Linked DNA regions of Homo sapiens: region 1 is linked to region 2. A link is an interaction called in ENCODE POLR2A ChIA-PET data of the cell type or tissue named here. Cell type or tissue: A673. All regions are shown on one strand. Links, peaks and the distances in the headings refer to the core of each region. The heading gives the core; the rest is flanking DNA.

Evidence for each region. Peaks named below come from ENCODE experiments on the same cell type or tissue, not always from the same donor. Only the 100,000 strongest peaks of a DNase experiment are listed, where the experiment ranks them.
Region 1: POLR2A ChIA-PET joins it to region 2 with 15 read pairs; 3 of 35 experiments call an interaction of 5 or more read pairs at or near these places.

Annotation. Positions count from the first base shown.
Region 1 is chrX:139,878,604-139,885,732 of GRCh38, forward strand. All of the region lies in intron 1 of ATP11C (ATPase phospholipid transporting 11C (ATP11C blood group)), which reads right to left. It also overlaps the pseudogene RNU6ATAC23P. Among named protein-coding and RNA genes, the nearest start is that of MIR505, 42 kb to the right of the region's middle. In A673, for the core only: no CTCF peak of the experiment used is centred there; DNase peaks (open chromatin) are centred at 3,128 and 3,878; H3K4me3 peaks cover 669 bases; H3K27ac peaks cover 2,500 bases.
Region 2 is chrX:138,905,640-138,912,768 of GRCh38, forward strand. It overlaps a transcript of FGF13 not described here. Among named protein-coding and RNA genes, the nearest start is that of FGF13-AS1, 200 kb to the left of the region's middle. In A673, for the core only: no CTCF peak of the experiment used is centred there; a DNase peak (open chromatin) is centred at 3,542; H3K27ac peaks cover 1,743 bases.

The sequences.
Region 1 (7,129 bases), core at 2,185-4,684, 970 kb after region 2:
AACAATAGAAGCAAGTGTAAAATGCTATAATGGACACAGAACACAGGGACGGGAAGAATTCGTTCTACCCCAGGTACGTCAGAGAAGGAAGATCCAGGGCAGCATACCACAGAAGAAATGACATTTGAGTTGGGTCTAGGATTTCACCAGTGAATGGAAGAGCGGCAGCTTCAGAAAGGGAACAACAGGAGCCAATACCTAGAGGCATCTGGCAAACACCAAGAGGTACCTGAGGTATCTAGCAGCCTATAAATAGCGTGGTACGGACAGAGACTAGGGGGAGGGGAGGGGGAATCATAGAAAGGAGACTAAGCCTGGGCAACATATCAAGACTCTGTCCTACAAAAAAATACAAAAAGTAACCAGGCATGGTAGCGTACACTTGTAGTCCCAGCTACTCAGGAGGCTGAGCTGGGAGGAGGCTCAGCCTGGGGAGTTTGAGGCTACAGTGAGCCACGATAGTACCACTGTACTTCAGCCTGGTAACAGAGCAAGACCTCATGTCAAAAACAAAACAAAACAAAACAGGAGACTATAAATGTAGGCCTGAGAAAACCTGTGAGGGCCGGAGAGAAAGGAAATAAAATCAGTATCTTGAAGGGATATCTGTACCCCCATGTTCATTGTAGGATTATTCACAATAGCCAAGATATGGTCACAACCTAAGTATCCATCAACAGATAAATGGATAAAGAAAATGTGGTATATATTACACAATGGAATATTATTCACCATTAAAAAAACAAAAAAAAAATCATGCCATTTGTAACAAAATGAATGAACCTAGAGGACAGTTATGCTAAGTGAAATAAACCAGACACAGAAAGGCAAATACTATATGGTCTCACTTATATGTGGAATCCTAGAAAAGCTGAATCCCAGAAACAAAGAGTGGTTTCCAGAGATAAGGGGGTGAGATAGGAAAATAATCAAATGGCACAAATTTTCAGATAGAAGATGAACAAGTTCTGGGGCTCTAATGTACACCATGGGTGGTATTAGATGAGTTAATTAATTTGACCGTGATAATCATTACACAATATATATGTATATCAAATCATCACATTGCACTGCACACTTTCAATTTATACAATCTTTGTCAATTAAATATTTTAAAATAATTTTTCAAAAAAGAATACCCATTAGGGAATTTGCGCACCTCTAGACTTTGGCATAGAGGCAACTGGATGCAGCAAGACTGGTGTTTCCAAATAGCACTGTCTATAGATAAAGAAATGCAAGGAAATAACTACTTTAAAAGTCAGGATAATGGTTATTTCAGAAGGAGAGAAGGTTTTTGACTGGGAGAGGGCACCTGGAAGGACTTCTGGGGTGGCTGACAAAGCTCTATTGCTTGATCTGGATGGTGATTTCAAGTATGTGTGCCTTGTAATATTGTATTAAGCTACACATTTGTTTGATTTTTTAAATTCTTGTCTCATTTTACAATAAAAAAGCTAAAAAGGAAAGAAAAAAAAAACACCTTCTTTTGCCACTATATAGGCCATCCAGGGCAGAGAGGGTACAAAAAGATGAGGAAAGAAGTTATTACCTCAAGATGAAAGATGATGAGGGCCAGGCCCAGAGCAAGAATAGTAGGAGTAAGAAGAATGAAATAAACCCACTGGTGAAACATCTTGAGAGTAGGCTGCCACAAAGTTCCAGAGGACTTTAGCAGGAGAAGGCTTAAAGAAGATAGAGAGTGATTTCAGATTTGGACATAGTGAGTATGAGATGTCTTTGGGAATTCAAATACTACTTTCCCCTTGCTCATTTTAATGTATGGCTTTCCTTTGCCTTGGTACACATCTCTCAATAGTAATACTCTATTTCCTACCATTTACAATTCAATTCATGTGTTTGGCTTTCAAATGGGATAGAATGAGGAGGAGGAGGAGGAGGAGGTAGTTCTTGATGTAATCAGGCAAAACTTGGAAAACAAAGGAGGAAGATGGTTAAAAGAAATGTTTTAGTAGTAAAAGACAAGTAAAGGAGATAATATCCCATGTGAACTACTCCACTGAAAGGGAAGAAAGGATACAGAAGAAGAGCTATTGGGTCAGATTCCCCACCTGATCAGCAAAAATCAAGGGAAGGGGGATACATCATGCACTCGCCTTATTTTCACATCTGGGACTTTCTTAAGTTAGCTATATGTAATCTAAAGGAGAATTATAATAGAAATTTGAAAGTAAGAGAGATGGTAAATAAGACAGACAAGAAAAGGTATTCTACACCAGGTTAGCACACAATGGAGAAGCAAGTAATTTTGCTTAATCTACAAGTCATAACAAACTGTCCTCACTTGGAAGAAAAGACAGATATAAGCAACTGTGTGTTAATTACAGTCTGGGACACAGCAGCCCAGGTCCATAGAGTTGGGTTGCTATGGCCCATAATTTAACAAATGCATGAACAACTGACTTTGATAACATTCAACTGGAAATATTAAGATGTTACCCTCAGAGTCCTGCTTCTATTGCATAATAAAAGAACTCTAGCTACCATTTATTGAGCACTTACTCTATGCCAGGCACAGTCTAAGCCTTCAGCATCCATTATCTGATTGAAACCTCACAGCAAGCCCATGAGGTAGGTGCCATTAATCATCACCACATTACGAATAAGGAATGCCTTCAAGTGGTAACTCTAGGGAAACAAGATATGAGGAAGACTGCATAGAGCAGACTTGGGCCTGGGCTAAAAGGAGTGCCTGCCTCATACATGGTTCAACCCAGGCCACGAGAGTAGAATATTTCATAAGGAGTATGGGCTGTATCTCCAGTTGCTGATATAGAGTGATTTTTTTTCAGGTCTTATCCTCAGCATGTTTATCTCCTACCACTGCAACATGTGGCAGTGGTAGGCGGCCGGTAGCAATTCTAAGATTTGGGATCCCAGCCAGCTCTCTGTTTCTTTCCATCAGAAATATAACCAACATCTGGCAGAGTCAGCAAACGTCAAGATGTATGGGTCTCCACTAATTCATACATTACAAACTGGCTTCTCAAAATTGGTCAAATTCCATTACAGAATTACAGTTCAGCTGCACTGAATACTAAATACATATGAGCCATTAGCTGAGACTTTGAAATCTCTTTGCTCTATGGAAATTTCTATTCTGGTAGTAGTTGTTGCATGAGATTTTATCTTTATCGCACTTTTCCTGGCAGCAGTAAAATTCCATTTCCATCAACTGTTTCCTCTCAAGAAAGAAGTCTCTCAGGAAATACTCAAAACATTGTTCAACAAAGTTCTCAAATATGAATCATTTTCAACTGCCAGGAAGACACTCCTTTCCCCCACTGTTTTGCATCATAATAGGCTTTCTCTAAAATGACAGCTTTGGGGGAAGATATACTTATTTGGGGAAAAAAGACATTTATTAACTACAGTGTAAATCCTTTATTCTTCTCCCTCTATGGCTTTGCTTAAGCAGTTCCCTCTGCCTCAACTACCTTCTCCCCAGATCTGCCTGTCCAAGCCCTACCAATGCATTCATTCAAACGAACACTTCCTGAGTACCTAACAGATTTTTGGTCCTGTAATAGGTGGTAGGGGTACAAATCAAATAAATGTATTAAAAATTTGCCAAGCAAAGATTATGGTATGATCATGGCAGGACGTGGGATCACGATGGACATTCTGAGATTTTCCTTCAATGAAAAGTTTTTTGGAAGAAAAAACATTTACAGCTGGCCCTTTAAGGACAAGCAGGAGGAATTTAACGAAAGAGAAAAGGAATTTATGGTAGCCAAGAAGAGGCCAAGAGGCAACTCAAGGGTCTCCAACTACAAGGAGCACAACTGATTAAGGACCCCATCTGCCTCAGAAACTCATCCTAGTGTCTGTACTAAGTCACACCTCCAAAGGGGTGCTCCCAACCAATCACTGAGTACAGCAGGGATACCAAAGCAGACTGTTGCTGGAAGTTGCAGGACTCCACTAACAGCTGACTTTGCACTCCCCAATAGCTTTTCTGAATCTTCTTTAGACTGCACTGCCGTCTGGAAACCTTCTGCCTAACCAGCTCTCCCCTATCCCCCCTTCACTAGGGCTCAGACTTGCATGAAGGACTAATGGCACTCCCAGCCTTCTCAGCCCCCTCACCATTGTCTGTTCCACATGCATTTTCCCCTAATAAACCCTTGCCAATTTAATCCTGTGTGTCTGTTTTTCAGAGGACCCAGATTAATACAGCATTCTATACAGAGAGCTCAGCATAAATAAATACCCAGAGGTATGAAAAATCATGATGGGTTCTAAGCACCCCAAGGAGTGGTATGTGCCTGAAGCAAGCTGTGGAAGTGTAGAAGAAGCTGGGCCAAATCAGTGGAGGCCTTGTATGTCCTGATAAGAAACTTCAACTTGGTCCTATGAGAAACAGGGAGCCACCAGAAAGTTTTAAGCAAGGAAAGGGCATGTTTTTCAAAAAACTGTTCTGCTAGCAGAACGAAGGGTGGACAGGGCAAAGCAGAAATTGGAAGCACCTCTATGTATGCTTCCATCTTGTCTGCTAGCTTGTGAGGTCCTGAAGGATGAAATCATATTTTTTGCTTGTTTTGCTTTAATCTTAGAATAGTGTTTAACACGAAGTAGCTCCTCAAGAGGCCCCACTAAATCTACAAGGTTGGGCCTCACCTCATGGCCCAACATTTTAGTTAAAGCCACTCAAAAGTTTCATGAAGCCTGGTCATTCCTGCTTGGACACTGGAACCCTCTCCATCAATCTAGAAAGAGATGGTTATGTGTATGAAGGGTAGAAGAAACTATTCCCAAACTTTGCCTCTTGCCGACTGGTTATTTCATGAACTCCTTTGAAGACAGGCATCTAATCACATTTGTTGATCCTAACTGTGGGACAAAGGTAGTCATTAGATATTTAGTTTTTGAATGTTAACCAAATCAATGAAATTTAGAGAGCCAGATCAAGCTCAAGGCCCAGAGGTCTAATCCAAAGAACATAAACAAAAATCAGAATTGGCTTCTGAATATGGACTCACTGTCCAATGATGATCTTTGGGAAAATGTAGCCTTATTTTTTTCATCATAAGGTGGCAATAAGACCTACCCTAAAATGATGTACAAAGTAAGGTGAAAATTAAATAAGAAGATGTGGCCACTGTAATTGGAAAAGAGTAAAATAAATTTTACAGACTGAATATACAATTGGGGAAAATAGACAAATCGAAGATATCAAAACCTAAATATCACCCTAACACAAAGACATCCTGGACTTCTGAATAAATATGAGAAACATAACTTACTTATTACATTGTGACATCAGCTTGCTAAGAAAGGTCATAATTAACCACAAAGTCTACAATAAAACTCTAAGTTTAACATATTTACTTAAAGACTTCATGGCTAGAAGGAAAGCATACTGATTACCAATTCTGATTTTCAACAATATCAAGGGATGGTGTGGTATTATCCAAAAATTGTCAAGATACAATTTTCATGTGTCAAGCAGCACTTTTGGCTGGAAGAGTACTTCTATGAAATCAAATAATCATATGAACCAATTCCCAGAAGGCTATTGATTGGTAGAGTTGGAGCCAACAGCCCTCCCAAAGTCCAAGGCACTGATAGTCTGATGCCCTTTCTCAGACTCATTCTCATCTCCCTGACTTGACTAATGAAACACACAGAAGCTCTTGGGCCCTGCTTGTAAGACCCAAAATAACCTTACTGAAACAACCTGAAATGGTTTGTGTCACTTAGAGAAGACAGTCTCACGTCATAAACTGTCAGATCTACATGGGCTAAGGGACTAAAGTTAGCTAGCAATGGTCTGTTGTCCATGTAAAATAAAAACGGCATCTCCAATCCTCCACACTGAGATAACCACTTCCAAACCAGTAGGCAAGTCCAGAGCATTCAGGAATACTTTATTTTTTATTTTGATGAGGTCTTGCTATGTTGCCCAGGCTGGTCTTGAACTCCTGGCCTCAGGCAATCCTCCCTCCTGGGCCTCTCAAAGTGCTGGGATTACAAGCGTGAGTCACTGCACCCAGCTCAGCAGTACTTTTTAAAATTTTCCAAATTTGCAAACTGATTTAGTAAATACCTTGTGTTATTTTGACTTGAGAAGGAGTGAAAAGTAGACAAAATGAATTCCATTTTTATAAAAGAACTTTAGGCAATTTTGTCAAAAGAACTAAACAAACAACTATAGAAATCATTCTAAGTCTCCTTTGCCATCTTCTAAAACCAGATTATTTTCATTTACAAAATACATTTAATGGTAGGAAATCAATAATGATGATAGTAATGGACACCACTAAATTGAGCACATTCTATGTGAGACATTTTACATATATTATCTGTATTCCTCAAAACTCAATGTAAATGTTCTACATTTCAAATTTTTAAAACATGAGGCTCAGAGAGACAAATGTGCCACAAATCAAGTAAATGGCAAAGCTGAGATACAAATCACGATATCTAAAAGCCCAGATTTTAGATGGCAATGAAAGGTGGGAGGGCTTTTCTCTCCTTCCAAATCTCAATTTCTACCTCACTCTCCCAATTCCTGTCCTTCCCTCCCTTCCTCTGTCTCTCTCACACAAACACAAACACATGCACACACATACCCACTCACTTCCAAAGAGAGGCGATACCATACAGTGAGCTAATAACGGTTTTATCCAAAACACCTGCATTTAAATTCTGACCGCCCCCCCACCACCCTGCCATTTACTAGCTCCAAGACTTGGTGGTACAAATTGTTTGATGGACCTCACTTTCCATCAAGTGAGATTAAATAAGATAAACATACACACTGCCTAGTACATACTATTTTTGTTACATTTCCCCCCACTCACTTTTGATAGCCTAAAAGACCAAACGAAGAGGAACCAAAAACATGCTACCTGTATTGTATGCTAAGCAAGGGAGTTAGCACTTCCCTTAGGATGGAAAAATTTCTATGACTTATAAAACACACATATGGTTAAGGAATTGCTACCTACTTCATTTCTTTTATCCATGATTTTTATCCATAAAATACAAGAGAATAAGCTATTATTGCCATGTGGAATTTAGACTAGTAATGCAAGAATAGTTCGGCATTCATACGTCAAACACAATGCCATTCACAGTGTCAGCAGTCAAAAACAAGGAAAAA
Region 2 (7,129 bases), core at 2,474-4,973:
ACAAACAAATTTCACTTTTGTGAATGAAAGTGACTAAAAACATGACCAGGAAGCCCTGACATGCTCTGGCTTTGCAAAACACTTTAAGTTGGGAAACGTGGTTGTTTAGGTCGTGGATCCAGTGGGAGAAAGTCCACATTAGAGCATGTCAGAATAGCCATTAATCCTTATTCTTAAACCTTTAAGGAAGAAACCACCATTCTCTATCTGATCTAGCTTCACCAATGAACCACAGCTAAGCCAAAAAATGTTCAATGGGTTCTTTTTGTCACAGAACAATGAGGCATATCCTGCTCTTCTGGTTGGAGTTTATAATGACAAGTCCATGGATGCTATAGGTTAAGCAGATGGAAATGAAACATCCATCTCATATGGTCATTTTATCGAAAGAGTTTTACAGGGCCAGGTAAGAATCATGGAAGGAAATTCCAAAAAACCAATGCAAAATACTATTAAGTGAATGCTCAGTCTGATATGTCTGGAATCATTGTCCCCAGGCTGATGATCAAACCCTGGCTGTATTATTTATTCATGCTGTGACCCAAAGGCCACGGAGGCAAGTCACTTAACCCCCAAGTCTAATTTTCCTTAAATGTAAAATGAAAATAAGGACAGTATGTACCATGCAGAGTTACTGTGAGGATTAAGTGAGTTAATGTGCAGCATGCAATAATTATTAATTGCTCTTGTCATTTTTATTGGCATACTCATTGTCTATTGGATACTAAGTTTATTCATTCACATGTTCATTCATTAATTCATTCAACATATATTTCCTGAGCACCTATCATGTGCTGGGCATAGTTCTAGGCCGTGGGGACATAGCAGTGAACAAAGGCAAGCCTCTGTCTTTTTGAGCCCTACATTCCAGTGGCTGAGACAGAAAATAGAAAAATTAATAAACAGATAAAAAGCAATGTCAGGTAGCGATACGTACAGGAAAGAACAATAATGCAGGCTAAAAGAAGCGTCATCGGCAAGCGTTACTTTTAATAGAATGCCAAGGAAAACCTCACTGAGTGTAACATTTGAGCAGAGATCTGAGGTTTCAATACTCCTGGTGACTAGGCCACCTATTTTTTTTCTAATTAAATCAATCAGGCTATTGGTATAGCATGCACCCTCAGCCTTCAGTTCTGTGACATGGAGTCCTATATCTCCTTTCCCCAGCGTTCATGTTTTAGTTGCCCAGGGATGTGCGATTACACTGACAGCATTGCACTGAGGCAGGCACAAAAGTCTGTCTCATTTGTAGCCCAGCTAAAAAATCTTGAATGTTAAAATTTGGCAGATCATTATTCCACCTGCTGATCCCAAAAGAGTAAGCTACTACTTTTTCCCCCTCTTCTAAAAATAGATAGCTGCTTCACTAACGTGCTGTGTAACAAAGAGGCTGCCTGGCTCTCCATCCCATTTATTTCCTATTATTCAAGTTGGCTAGGACGGTAGAGTTAGCTCCTGCCTCCCCAAGGAATTGTGGCCAGCCAGCAAGACACAGAGAATGTAGATTCCCTGTTAGGAAAAGCTTGGAGGGATCATCTTAGCTCAGCTTAACTAAGGGAATGCGGACAAGGAGGCAGGGGTTCTCCTACTCTCTCCCCAGTGCAGCAATGGTTTAGCAAAACCTTCACTAAGACAGAATATACTGCAAGGCCATTCTGACCTATCTCAATTGCCCTTAGTCACATCTCTGCTAGCTCCCCCTCCCCTCTCCCTAACAGATCAGAATCAGACTGATAACAAGATTGTGGGTTGGGAAGAGAACAGGGAGTTAAAGTTCAGGCTGCAGCTGGAGTTCTAGTAATTCAGCCTTGGGAGAGAGAACTGAAGCTGAGTCAAAATGCCTAGGGCCTAGGCATTGCACTCCTGACATTAACAGGACTGTAGGAAGCATCCCATGTGGCCTTTTCATTTTCTGCTTCATTTCTGAGCTGGGATGAGCACAGGCAGACAGCCCTTGTTTCAGATAGAGGTCATGCCACTGAGCATGCTCCTTGAGGGCAGGGATGTGGCTGTGCTTTTTGAGACACCTCTGTCTAGCATCATGCTTGGCTCTCTGATCTAGGCCATTTTGGTGATCTATTTATTCATGATTTCATTATTACACCTGTTTTCTTAATGAGCCATATACACATGGGGTTTCACTGGCAGCTTTACTTGGTTTTGAGAATTTAAAACCTAACTCTTGGTTACTAAATATCAAATAAGAATGCTGATTAGAAAGGCAGCCTGATATGCTAAGAGAAAGCACTGAGCGTGAAGTCAGAAGACCTGAGTTTTAATGTTTCTGAACAGGTGAAAGAAAATGAACACACAGAGAAGACAGAAAGAGAGGTATTTGCTATTTGGTGCATCAAATACACCAAAATGTTAATGATGTATATGTCTGTAGAGTAGGATTATTGGTGATCTTTTTCTTCTTAATCATTTTCTTTTTTTTTTTTTTTTTGAGACGGAGACTCGTTCTTTCACCCAGGTTGGACTGCAGTGGCGCTATCTCGGCTCACTGCAAGCTCTGCCTCCAAGGTTCATGCCATTCTCCTGCCTCAGCCTCCCGAGTAACTGGGACAACAGGCACCCGCCACTGCGCCCGGCTAAATTTTTTTTTTTTTGTATTTTTAGTAGAAACGGGGTTTCACCGTGTTAGCCAGGATGGTCTCGATCTCCTGACCTCATGATCCGCCCACCTTGGCTCCCAAAGTGCTGGGATTACAGGCGTGAGCCACCGTGCCTGGCCATCATTTTCTTTTTTTTTTTTTTCAATTTTATCTAATGAGCATGTAAAATCAGAATATTGACATTATACAAGAGATCAAGTTAGAATCTCATTTTTGTCATCTATTACTTCTGTCACTTTGAAGCCAGGTACAGTCCCTTTTGAGGGTCCTTAGTTTTCCCATCTGTAAAAGGAGAGGCAGGGATAAGGAAGATCCTTCAGTTCTAACATTCTGTGCTGCTAATGAAGTTTTTAAAAATTATATTAGTTAAAAAAACACACAATTTAAAGAGCTGAGACATTACTACTTCTTCAAGTCACCATTACCAGAGTTGCCATGTGCTGCGGGCGCTAATCCTTTCAGCAGGGTTCTGACTGCCAGTCTGAGAGCTCACAGGTATTGCTATTATTCTGAATTCATTTGTGAGTCACAGTCAGCCTGATACTGGATGTTGAAATGTCTTTGTTGCCAAAGGGTGGGATTAACAACAAACTATTCCTAACATCTGCCTTCAGCTGAAGCAATGTCTTTATTTCAAATTCTGCCTTAGAGTGTCCATCAGACATACACAGAACATAGTACATCAATTATCTCCTTGAATCACACTATGAAATGGAAACAAGTATTATTATCCCCATTTTATGAATGCTGAAACTGAGGCTCAGAGAAACACAGCAATGTACCAGAATTTGAACCTAAGGCTGCTTAGACATGCTAAATGTGCATAGCTAGGTTTGCTGGGGGTTACTGAGCTTCTAGTTGTCTTTATGTGGTTTTCCTCTGTGACTTAGGGACAGGAAATCTTATAGCCAAAAGGATTTTGCTATTGTGCTGTTTTCCTGTTTCCCGGGGATGGAGATAATGATCAGCACTACAAAAGCCTCTACCATTGCTCTCACCCGGAGTGGGAGACTTGAGGGTAGATGTAGAAGCCGACAGAGTACCCAAATGGAGCAGGTGGTAATTATGCCACGATCTCGGCTCCTTCCATGTGAGAATGTCCCAAAACCCAGAGAGAGGTAAATGTGGCAGCAGACCCAATGGAAAGCTCCTGGATGTGAGACTAAATGACACACCCATGGAGCCTTCTCAATTTGGTTTTATGGTCTCAGTTCAATTAGACCTGAAGTAGAGCCCATTCATGCTTTAAGATTAAGAGAGGTAACATTGGCTTCTGATTGGCATGGCCACCCTATGGAAGGGTATTGTTTCCCAACTTTGTGCTAGCATGACATTTTTATCACAAGGGCCAATAGCAGGGCTAATGCATGCAGGCACAGTGAGTGTGGTCAAAGAGCAGCGGGATTACTAATTAGTGTGTACAACTCTGCAACTTACAGTTAGGTGATGTTGGACAAATCCTGTAAGTTCTTTAAACTCCATTTCTGCATCCATAAAAGGGAGATAATAAATCCATTTCACAGCATGTTTATGAGGATTAAACTAGGACATTTTTCCAAAGTGAGAGAAAAACATTATCTGAATATGTTAGCAGGCATTTGGTGGGTATATATGTGAATTGGCATGCACATGAGCAGGAGTGTGCCATAATCTAATGAGTCTGGGAAACACAGGAGCAAAAAAAAATTAAGTTAGTGTATCATAGCTCTTATATCACAAACTTCCCATTCCATCATGGAGTCCAGAGGCTGCTCAAAAGCCCCAGAGACAGTTCAAAGAAAAGCCAGAGAGTCAGGATGGCCTGAAGAAGTTAATCTAGCCCACCAGCTTGTTTAGAGTATAAAGAGACAAGATCAAGCTATGTACCACAGGTCTTCCTGCATTTGGCTAAAGGACATAAGGACATCATGTTAGGAGTCTTCAAGGTTAAGGAGTCCACCTCAAGCTCAAGAAATACTCACACTGGCCCCAGACTGGTGCCCAATACCCTCCGTCATGATCAGGTTGGTCATTTTTGATCACAAAGAGCAACCCATAAGATTGGCAAGATGTGCCATATGAAAAGACCAAGTTACAAGAAGACATTAGTTTAGCCTAGAGGTGACATTGGTACCTTGGTACTGTTGTGGTCAAATTCCCAAGCAGATAGGGCAAAACCAGCAAGATTAGAAAGTTCAAAGTAGAGGCCAAAGCATAGGAAGATGGCAGCATCAACTTAAAGAAGTCCCAAATGAATCTAATGTCAACAAAGGAAGCCACTGCAAGTTCTGAAAGGCTGGTCTTTCTGCTAGATCAGAAATATTTAAGGGAACATTCCAATCTTGGCTAGAGCCAAGCAAAAAGCTGAGATTTGAAGGAGACAGAGTATGCTATAAAACAGCAAGAGAAATATACTTTGGCTCTATGGAAACCCAGGTGAGCATCTACCATCCCTCCTTGAAACATGGTCTCTACACACAGGACCCAGGTAATTAATTTATTGAAAATTTATAATATACCAACTGTATCAGCTACATGACAGACATTATATTTAATGATTAAATAATGTGCCTAGGAAAACATTAATAGCAAGAACCAGGATTGAAATCCAGGCTGATCTGATTTCCAAAGCCCAGGCTTTTTCATTTATACTGTGAGGTAAGCAGGTTGTTTGGCTTTCCTAAACCTATTGGCCTCTATGTCAGTATCCCAGTGCAGGATACTTACCAGTGTCCTACAATTTGGTCCCATGCCTATTCATTCACTCCCACAGCTCAAAGGCCCCAGCACTAAGGATTTTTTTCAAGCAAAGGAGGTGCTGGGATGCTGGGATAACTAACATATCCTCAGGTGACTAAATAGTAAAATGAACCCCAACTTATGTCAATAAAGGAGCAATTATCTCATTTCCAGGGAAATCTGAAAGTCTTGCAGTAGATTTTGAAGACAATTTCATACATACTTTGCCTGAGCGCACCTCCAGGCCATTGTTCCAGCTTTTTTCTGTAGTGAGAATGCCTGTGTCTGGTCAAATCCTGTGTGTTTTTCAAAGTCTATCTCATCATGTCCTTTGCAGGGACATGGATGGAGCTGGAGGCCATCATCCCTAGCAAACTAATGCAGGAACAGAAAACTAAATACCACATGTTCTCACTTATAAGTGGGAGCTAAACGATGAGGACACATGGACACACAGAGGGGGGCAACACACACTGGGGCCTACCAGAGAGTGGTGGGGGGAGGCAGGGAGAAGATTAGGAAAAATAATTAATGGATACTAGGCTTAATACCTGAGTGATGAAATAATACGTACAACAAACTCCCACAACACAAGTTTACCTATATAACAAACCTGCACATGTACCCCTGAAATTAAAATAAAAGTTAAAAAAAAACAGTCTATCTCAAATCTAATTTCCCACTTGGAAGTATTTGCTCGTTCTCCCAACATGCAAGGGCCTTCACTGCTCTGAATCTCCATGGCAAATATTTTATCTTGTATCACAGGCAGCTAATAATTTACCTTTACCCAAAACTTTGCAACCATCTGTAAACTTGTCAAAGTGGAGACTGCATATTCCTCACATCTATATGTTCCGAAACACCCAGAATAACACCCTGTCTCAGAAGATACTCAGGAATAATTCCTTGACTTAAATGCATATGGAAATGTCCAATACATATCGTAACAGAATAGCTCCTTCCAGCTTCCTGGTTTGAAGTAAAAGGGAGTAACACCCTTGGTCTCTGAGCAAACAGCTTTCCTACTATCTTGGAGACTGGTATTTTTATATATCCCAGAAGTAGCATGGCACATTTTATAAAAATGTTTGGAGTTGAAATAAAAAATACTAAACCAGACAAATTCTGACCTGAAATCCATAATTCCTTTAAAATCCTTCTGTTTAAGATGACAAGCAGAGATTGATTAATCCAAGGTTGATGAATGGATAGCTTCATTCACCCCAATCTGTCTTCCCCTTTATCTACTGAGAATACATGTTTTACCAGTGCTATAATGTTTCCATGGCAATTTACATTTTGAACTTTTCACAATCGTTTTCTGTCGGCATTCAGCATGCTAAAAAAGAGTGGTTAGGTCCACATAGGAAACAGGGAAAGACTCAACCATTGAGATGTTAAAGGTCATCCTTCAAATCAGAGGCAGTGCTGAGAAGAGAACACTGACTTCAGAGACTTGGGCTCTGAAGGCATATTAACAAGCCAGTTGTCCATACAAAGGAAATAAAGAAAAATGCTACTGAATTAGAGTTAGAAACTTCTATAAATATATCACTATTTAATCAACTTAGAGTAAAAGATTGATGGAAGTTGATCAAAATTGGGTGGCCTAACGAGCAGATTAAAGAACACAGATTCCAAGCCCTACCCAAAACCCACTGAATCAATAGCTTGGCAAAACTACCCAGTTATTTGCATTTTAGTAGGCTCCCAAGAGATTCTGTTGGGCAGCTATGATTAACATCATGGATTTATGTAACTGCAAAGATGTAGGATTCGAACTCTCACTC